2 separate regions of the Homo sapiens genome follow, and region 1 is linked to region 2. Evidence: read pairs that join two places in POLR2A ChIA-PET (ENCODE). Cell type or tissue: GM12878. All regions are shown on one strand. Region 1 overlaps SNAPC1 (small nuclear RNA activating complex polypeptide 1). Region 2 overlaps LINC01303 (long intergenic non-protein coding RNA 1303).

Evidence for each region. ChIA-PET counts read pairs that join two places held together with the same protein. Peaks named below come from ENCODE experiments on the same cell type or tissue, not always from the same donor. Only the 100,000 strongest peaks of a DNase experiment are listed, where the experiment ranks them.
Region 1: POLR2A ChIA-PET joins it to region 2 with 5 read pairs; 14 of 35 experiments call an interaction of 5 or more read pairs at or near these places.

Annotation. Positions count from the first base shown.
Region 1 is chr14:61,778,693-61,782,692 of GRCh38, reverse strand. SNAPC1 (small nuclear RNA activating complex polypeptide 1) reads right to left here. Exons shown (of 10, transcript NM_003082.4): 7 at 3,783-3,845; 8 at 296-446. Among named protein-coding and RNA genes, the nearest start is that of SNAPC1, 18 kb to the right of the region's middle. In GM12878, no CTCF peak of the experiment used is centred here; a DNase peak (open chromatin) is centred at 2,343; H3K27ac peaks cover 728 bases.
Region 2 is chr14:61,556,774-61,560,773 of GRCh38, reverse strand. It overlaps LINC01303 (long intergenic non-protein coding RNA 1303), which reads left to right. Exons shown (of 5, transcript NR_110416.1): 4 at 1-31. Among named protein-coding and RNA genes, the nearest start is that of LINC03033, 12 kb to the left of the region's middle. In GM12878, no CTCF peak of the experiment used is centred here; no DNase peak of the experiment used is centred here.

The sequences.
Region 1 (4,000 bases), 220 kb before region 2:
AGTGATCCGCCCACCTAGGCCTCTCAAAGTGCTGGGATTACAGGCATGAGCCATAGCACCCGGCCAGGCCAAAATTTCATCATCTATAAAACGATACATTTGATATGATTCCTAGGATCCCTTTCAAGCAATAAGATTCCAAGAATCTAACAGAATTTATTTTTAATATTAAATCTCACAAAAATGTTCTCAAACAAGTATCTAATCCTTCTTAACAAGGAAATAAACATGAGGCAAAGTTGTAAATAAAACCCATTCTCCTTTGTTGAATCTTAGTAAGACTTTAAAAAGTTACCTTTGTTTCTGAGAGACATCTTCCTTCCTGCTGGTTTCAATCTTTCTTTCTTCTCTTTTTTCCTAGTTGCTTTGACTTGCCCTTGACCAGATGCAGAATCAGAGTCAGAAGAGTCGAGTTTGACTTGACGATGCCTTCTTGATTTGGATGCCTTAAGAGTTACAATCCAATTAACCAATAAATTATAAAATGAATCCAAATGATAAAATTGAGAGGAAGACAAAATGTACAATCAAAGATGAGGAAAGATTTACAGAAATATCTGTCATAAAGTACTTTACTATTACCCCTGGCTGGCTTACTATAACTACCTGTGTCATGTAAATAGTCTCTTATTTTTATAACATGAAGTTTCCTGCAGCTGTCATCATCATCTACTCACATGGGCTTAAAATGAAGTTGTTCTATTATCTGGCATGGTTAGGCAACAAAGGTGTAGAGGCATCTTCTAATAAATTTATTTCCCTTAGGCACTACCACGCATTCCAAGTAGAAGTACTTCACGCTTGGCTCCAGGTTTGGCCATGTGGCCCAGATCTGGCCACAATGAGTTTAACATCCCCATGGCCAGGGTAATTTGTTGGGAGTGGGGAGGCAAGCAGGCGGGGTATGTGGTATGTATCATGGCTAATGAAATGCTATTTTGGAATTGTCTAACTATTAAGAAGGAAAAATTCTTTCTTGCCTTGGAAGCTAAAGCTGGGAACATGCAAGGCTGGAGCTGTCAGGAAAACAGCACTTGACGGCAGTGAAAATGGAGGGCCAGTCTTAATGATAGCTTTGTCTGCGACACAGATATCTTTAGCCAATCCTGGCTAAGGATTTGTTTTGTTACATCAGTAGGTGAATTCCCTTACTTGCTTAAGCAAAGAATTTTCAGTTAATGCTGTATATGCAATACAGGTATTAACAATTCTTTTTTCTGTCCTTTTTTTTTTTTTTTTTTTGGAGATGGAGTCTTGCTTTGTCACCCAGGCTGGAGTGCAGTGGCACGACCTCAGCTCGCTGCAACCTCTACCTCCCGGGGTTCACGCCATTCTCCTGCCTTAGCCTCCCGAGTAGCTGGGACTACTGGCGCCCACCACCACGCCCGGCTAATTTTTTGTATTTTTAGTAGAGATAGCGTTTCACCGTGTTAGCCAGGATGGTTTCGATCTCCTGACCTCATGATCCGCCCACCTCGGCCTCCCAAAGTGCTGGGATTACAGGCATGAGCCACCGCACCCGGCCAACAATTCTTAAAAAGCAACCACGTATAGCTGTCTCTCAGTATCCATGGAGGATTAGTTCCAGGACTTCCTTCGTATACCAAAATCCAGAGAAGCTCAAATTCCTGATATAAAATTGTGTAGTATTTGCATATAACCTATGCACTTCCTCCCATATACTTTCAATCATCTCTAGATTACTTATAATACCTAATACTATGTAAATGATTGTCATATTATTCAAGGAATAATGGCAAGGAAAAAAGTCCACACATATTTGGTACAGATGCATTTTTTTTTTCAAATATTTTCAATCCACAATTGGTTCAATCCATGGATGCAGAAACCACAGACACACTACAGTAACCAAAACAGAATGGTACTGGTACAAAAACAGACACATAGACCAATGGAACAGGACAGAGAACTCAGAAATAAAGCCACACACCTACGACCACCTGATGGTTGACAAAGTTGACAACAAAAATTGAAAAGTGAGACCTAATTAAACTACAGAGCTTCTGTACAACAAAAGAAACAACAGAGTAAACAGACAACCCTACAGAATGAGAGAAAATAGTCACAAACTTTGCATTCGATAAAGGTCTAATATTCATAATCTATAAGAAAATTAATTCAACAAACAAAAAACCACCCCGTTAAAAAACGGGCAAAGGGCTGGGCACAGTGGCTCACATCTGTAATCCTAGCACTTTGGAAGGCTGAGGTGGGACTGAAAAAACAGGCAGGTGCATTGAAAATCTATAGAGAATAGTGTCTCATTCCTCAACCTCAGAGCTAGGCAACTGATCTCCTGTACAAAACAGAAGGCCTGCTCTCTGAAGAGGCTAAACGAGAAAGGATGTGGGCTCAAAGGAAACTGGTGTAGGTGAGGAAGGAGATGAGGCCTCTTATTGAAAATAGAGGGGCTGAGTGAAACCTGCATAAGGAATGGTGAGCCTCGTGGCTGATTCTCTCTGTAGGCTCCCAAAACATTGGCAGCTGGGCTTATTTCCCACCCTCCTCCCCTAGACAAGGGAGTGAAAGATTGCTCTCTAAATAACTAGCTCCAAGACAAAGAAATCTAGAGGTTAGATAAGCTCCTGATCTCCTCTTGACTACCCTTAAATATGAAAAGACATCTGAGGATCTTCAATCATTTTTAAAAAGCCAACAAAATGGGCCAGGTGCACTGGCTCACACCTGTAATCCCAGCACTTTGGGAGGCCAAGGCAGGTGGATCACCTGAGATCGGGAGTTCAAGACCAGCCTGGTGAACATGGAGAAACCCCCAACTCTACTAAAAATACAAAATTAGCCATGCGTGGTGATGCATGCCTGTAATCCCAGCTACTCGAGAGGCTGAGGCAGGAGAATCACTTGAACCTGGGAAGCGGAGGTTGCAGTGAGCCAAAATTGCACCATTGCACTCCAGCCTGGGCAACAAGAGCAAAACTCTGTCTCAAAAAAAAAAAAAAAAACCAACAAAGTGAAAGAGTTCAAACAAATAGAAAAAAAAGAACTCAAAGGAAATGGGAGGAACCATCAAAAAAAAACTGTAGTTAATATCCTTAAAGAGAAAAAGTTATTGCATCCTGTGAAAAAGAAAAATACATTTAAAAAAATAAAACAAACATTCAGAGAACAAAAAAAATTACTGGTAATGAAAAAATATCAGGGGAAATTTTTTTAAATCAATATAATGGTTCAGAAGATAAAAGCCTAAGAAATCTCCCTGAAAACAGAAAATGAGACAGAGACTGGAAATAGAAGAGAAAAATAAGAAAAGCTGAAGAAGAGAAAAGATGCAGGAAAGAATATTTGTATCAAAGAAACAATACAGAAACTTCTTCAGAACTGAAGGATATCAGATTGAAAGGAGGTCACCATGAGTGCCAAGGGCAATAAACAAAAAAGATGTACACCAAGTTACATTATATGTATTAAATGAAATTTCAGAACTCCAGGGACAAAGCAAAACCTAAAACCTTCCAAAATCAGGAATACTAGAAGCTGGAAGACAATAAAGGAAATGGCATCAAAATTCCAGGTAAATATTAGAAGAAACTGCTAAAAGAGAAGAAGTGAAAGATGCTGTCTCTGAAGGTTAGGAATACAAGGGTGGGAAGTGGCAGAGAAGGGGACTGTTGTGCTATATAATCTCTCTAGCATTATTTGACTTTTAAAACTAAGTACATGTATTACTACTTTGATGAAAAATTGAAATATAATTTAAAAAGCAGTCAATTTCCAAATTACCTTATTAAAGAATAACTTACCTGTATGACAACTGAAAAGGCCTTTGATTTTATTTTCGCTAATGATTCTGCCCTTTCACATCTCTGGATGTAAAATAAGAAGGAAAAAAAAGTTAAAACACACAAACATTAGGTGAAAAACTGAATACCCAAGTATTTATTATCAGAAATAAGATTTCAGACACAATGTAGGGTAAAAGAAACTAACATACATTGGGTATACATTGAGTACACACACA
Region 2 (4,000 bases):
TCCTTTTTTATCTTCATCACAATCTTATGAGGTGGGTATCGTTATTAGTATTGTCATTTAATAGAGGAAGAGAACAAGGATTGGGAGCGTTTAACAGCCGGCCCAGGATGAATGCGTCAAGTTTCAAATCCATGTCTCCTGATTCCAAGTCCATATTTCTCACAGTCCACGTTATATACTCAGCAGACGCTGTTGACAGGCTCTCTGAATCCAGGAGGCAGCTCTGAGCCTCAGGAAGTAAGTTGCTAGAATCCCAGTTAGGGTCCTAATATTCTAAGAGATACAGACCTAACAGAGAAGTGTGCTGTGCCTGTGGCTTTGTGGCAGGGTTTGTCTACAATAAATAAACACATGTTGTGTTCACAGGGCTTAACTCAGTGCTGTAACAGGAGCTTCAGAACTGACAGGGCAAACAGTCCTCTTCAGTTAAGTATCACTGGCCATGTCTTACCCTCTCAGATAAGTTGCAAATGCTTTTTTAACTCTCTCCCTCCCACCTACTATTATAGAACCATTTCTCAAAGCTTAATTCAAGACTTTATTTCTGTTTTCCAATAGTTATACACCTTATCTCTAAGAATAACCATTTTTAATGCCTTTGATTTTTCCCACTGAGCTCTTTGCCCCACGATTGTCCAGTAGCTGGGAATGGAGAGTGAGTCTGCACTTTTGATTACCTGATAAACAGCGATCCTTCCTCCTCCCCGATCCCACACTCCCGGAACCCTGACTTGGTTCTCTATCCTTGTCCTTCAGGAGAGAATGAACCTCTCTCCAGCCCCCGGGGGCTAAGGTTTTGTCCGAGACTTAGACTCTCAGCCATTGGTTCGGTATTCTGACTGCGCATTGGAACCATCTAGGGGGCGTTAAAAATCCCACTAACGCCAACAGGGGCTCCAGGGCTCCCTCAGGAGCTGTGGCTTGGCTGTCATTTTTCCCTTGCCAAGTGATTGGTGTTAGGGATGGTCATGTGACGCTAAACTGGCCAATGGGGTACGAGGATGCGAGGCTGCGAAGCTTCTGGGAATGTTTTCCACAGCTAAAAGCAAAAAAGCTGCAATTCAGGGGTGTTTTGTTTTTCTCCCTGGAAGTTGTTCTCTATGTGCCCCAAAGGAAGGAGCTTAATTTAGTTAGCAATCTGTGGACATTATCGCATTTGATCCTCACACTACCCTTTGAGGTAGTTAATATTTTGGTTTTAGTTATTAATTTACAGACAAGGAAACTAAGGTTTCTTAATTTTACAGACAAGGAAACTAAGGTTCACGGAAGTTTCAGTATCTCCACACCCCCTTCAATGACAACAGCTGAGCAGAGTCAGGGTGACCCTGGTCCTGCCTGGTTCCAAAGACCATGATTTTCTCACTATTTCCCTATTTGCAAGGTTGTGCTGGAAAGCTGTCTAAATAATAAAACTAATAAAAGTCCTGGCCGGATGCAGTGGCTCATGCCTGTAATCCCAGCACTTTGGGAGGCCCAGGTAAGAAGGATCGCTTGAGGCTAAGAGAGTTCAAGACCAGCCTGAGTTGACAGCAATAGCTTATCTCTACAAAAGCAAAAAAAAAAAAAAAAAAAAAAAAAAAAAATTAGCTGGGCATGGTGCAGGAGCCTGTAGTTCCAGCTACTCAGGAGGCTGAGGTGGGAGGATCACTTGAGTCCAGGAAATCCAGGCCTTTGAGGCTACATTGAGCTAGGCTCACACCACTGCACTCCAGCCTGGGCAACAGAGTGAGATCCAGTCTCAAAAAAAAAAAAAAAAAAAAAAGGCCTGACTTTTAACACTTACCAATGTCCATGGTGTAAATATTCCCACAATAACCAATTTTAAGCTACCACTGTGAGCTCTCCGAGCACTAACTTGAAAGAGATGTGCACAATCAGCTCTCATGAGCCAGTGTGATCCAACTCCAGCCAACCATTGGAAAAGGGGGCACGTGCTCAAACCCGGTCTTTGATGCTAAAAACATGTTTTCCTTCATCCCCCTACCGGGGCTTTCTCTGAACACACACCTCCCCAGAGCAGATCTTTACACTGGCATTCAGCACTGTTAGGAAAGGTGCTCAGCTCTAGTTCCTAGAGGGCAGAATAAGGATAATGAGGGACAAATCAGTAGGGGTGAACTTCAGAGGTTTCCTAATGCCTCCAGGTTGCTAATGATGCAAGCATGAGCCCCAAAGGACTACTTATCATTCTGCATAAGAGTGGGCCGAGAGAGCCCTTGCCGTTCGTTTGATCTCATTGCCATCTGAGCTGCTATGCCTTTTGTACACCCTGCTGAGCCCCCAGAAATGCTATGCACAGATTCATGACTGTGTGGTACAGTGAAAGCAGCAGGGGCCTGGCATGTGGCCAGTGGAAACATGATGGTAAGCCAACTCAGGCCTGCCCCAGTGGGCCCCCTAGGGCAAACGCCACAATAATAGTGTGCTTGCTAAGCCCATTCCACACTGTGGTACGCCAGCCTCTCAGGGTTGGGAGAGCCCTCCGGTCCAGGTCCATCATCCCCAACGAGGGTTGTAGACTGAAGATGTCCAGTGATCTTCCCTCCAAAGGAAGTCTATTACATATTTAGGGACCTTGGTGGAAAAGTTCATTTTTATGCTATGCCATAACACATTCTATGACTCCTGCTACAGCCTGAGGTGCTCCTAGTTCTAACCCTGGGAGCCATATGTTGTCAGACTGGTCCCTCCACACATGGCACGCCTATCAGTCAGGATAGGCTAGGTTATGCTGCAGGGACAAACACCGATCGTAATCTCAGCGCCATGAAACAGCAGTAATAAAAACCATAACAGCAACTAGTATTTCTTGCTCATTCAAAATGTCCATTGAGGGTAAGCTAGGGGTCCTATTCATGTTAATCACTCAGGGACCCAGGCTGTCAGAGCCCAGCCACCACCTCTCATCATTGCCGTTCACTGGAAGAAAAAGAGTGTCTCACCAGCACTGAAATGTTCTGGCTTGCAAGTAGTATATACCATTCTGCTCTGGACTTGTTGGCTAGAATTATTCATACGACCTCACCTGTCTGTGCTCAGGAGGCAGGGAGCTAGAAATAGTTGGGAAGCAAAAATAATAACCATCACATTAGCTTTTCACATATTTGAAGGTGGTTATGCTGTCCACTTGCCTTTGCTCCAGAGGCTCACCCGTTACCTCCTCACTTGCTGAGCTCCATGTTTCTGCTCCCTTCATCACTCAGTTCACTCTCCTCTGAACATGATCCAGGTTTGTATCTCTCTGTGGTGGTATCTAGAGCTGAGTTCAGTTTTCTAGGCACAGCCTAACCACGGCAAAGCTCAGTGGAGCTCATCCTTCCCCACATCTGAGGCATCACACTCATAACCCTGGAGGCTAAGATTGCATTTTATATTTTTTTGGCAGCCACAGCACCCTGTTGTATATTCACTAGATTCTAAGCTCCAGAATGGTAGAGACTATGACTTCCTTGCTCATTGTTCTGGCCCTATCACTTGGAAAAGGTTCTGATAAATCCAAATATTTGTCAGATGAATAAATATATTGAATGTATTCTCTTTGCCTCTGCCTAATTTTTACTCATGCTGTCAAGACCTATTGCCTCCATCTCATCCTGATATAATGAGCTTTTTCAGACCCAAGTACAGTTTATTTCTTCCATTTGTTCTGGCATACAGCTATGAAAGAGTGTTATCTTTGGAGTCAAAAAGTGTGTGTCTGACACCCAGCTCTGATTTTATCATTCAACACCATATATGTCTTAAGCACCTACAATATGCCAGGTGCCATGGATACAGTTATGAAGACAGACCGACCACAGGGCTGCCTTACCATTGGGTTAATTTGGGTAAACAATATAACATGTCTTGATTAGAATGTAAATTCCACGAAGGCAGGGATCTTTGGTGTCTTTTTCACTCTAGTTTTTCCAGCAACCACAATATGCCTGAAATATAATAGATGCTCAATAAATATTAGTTTAGTGAATGTCTGACTCTCTAAACTCATGTGCTTTTC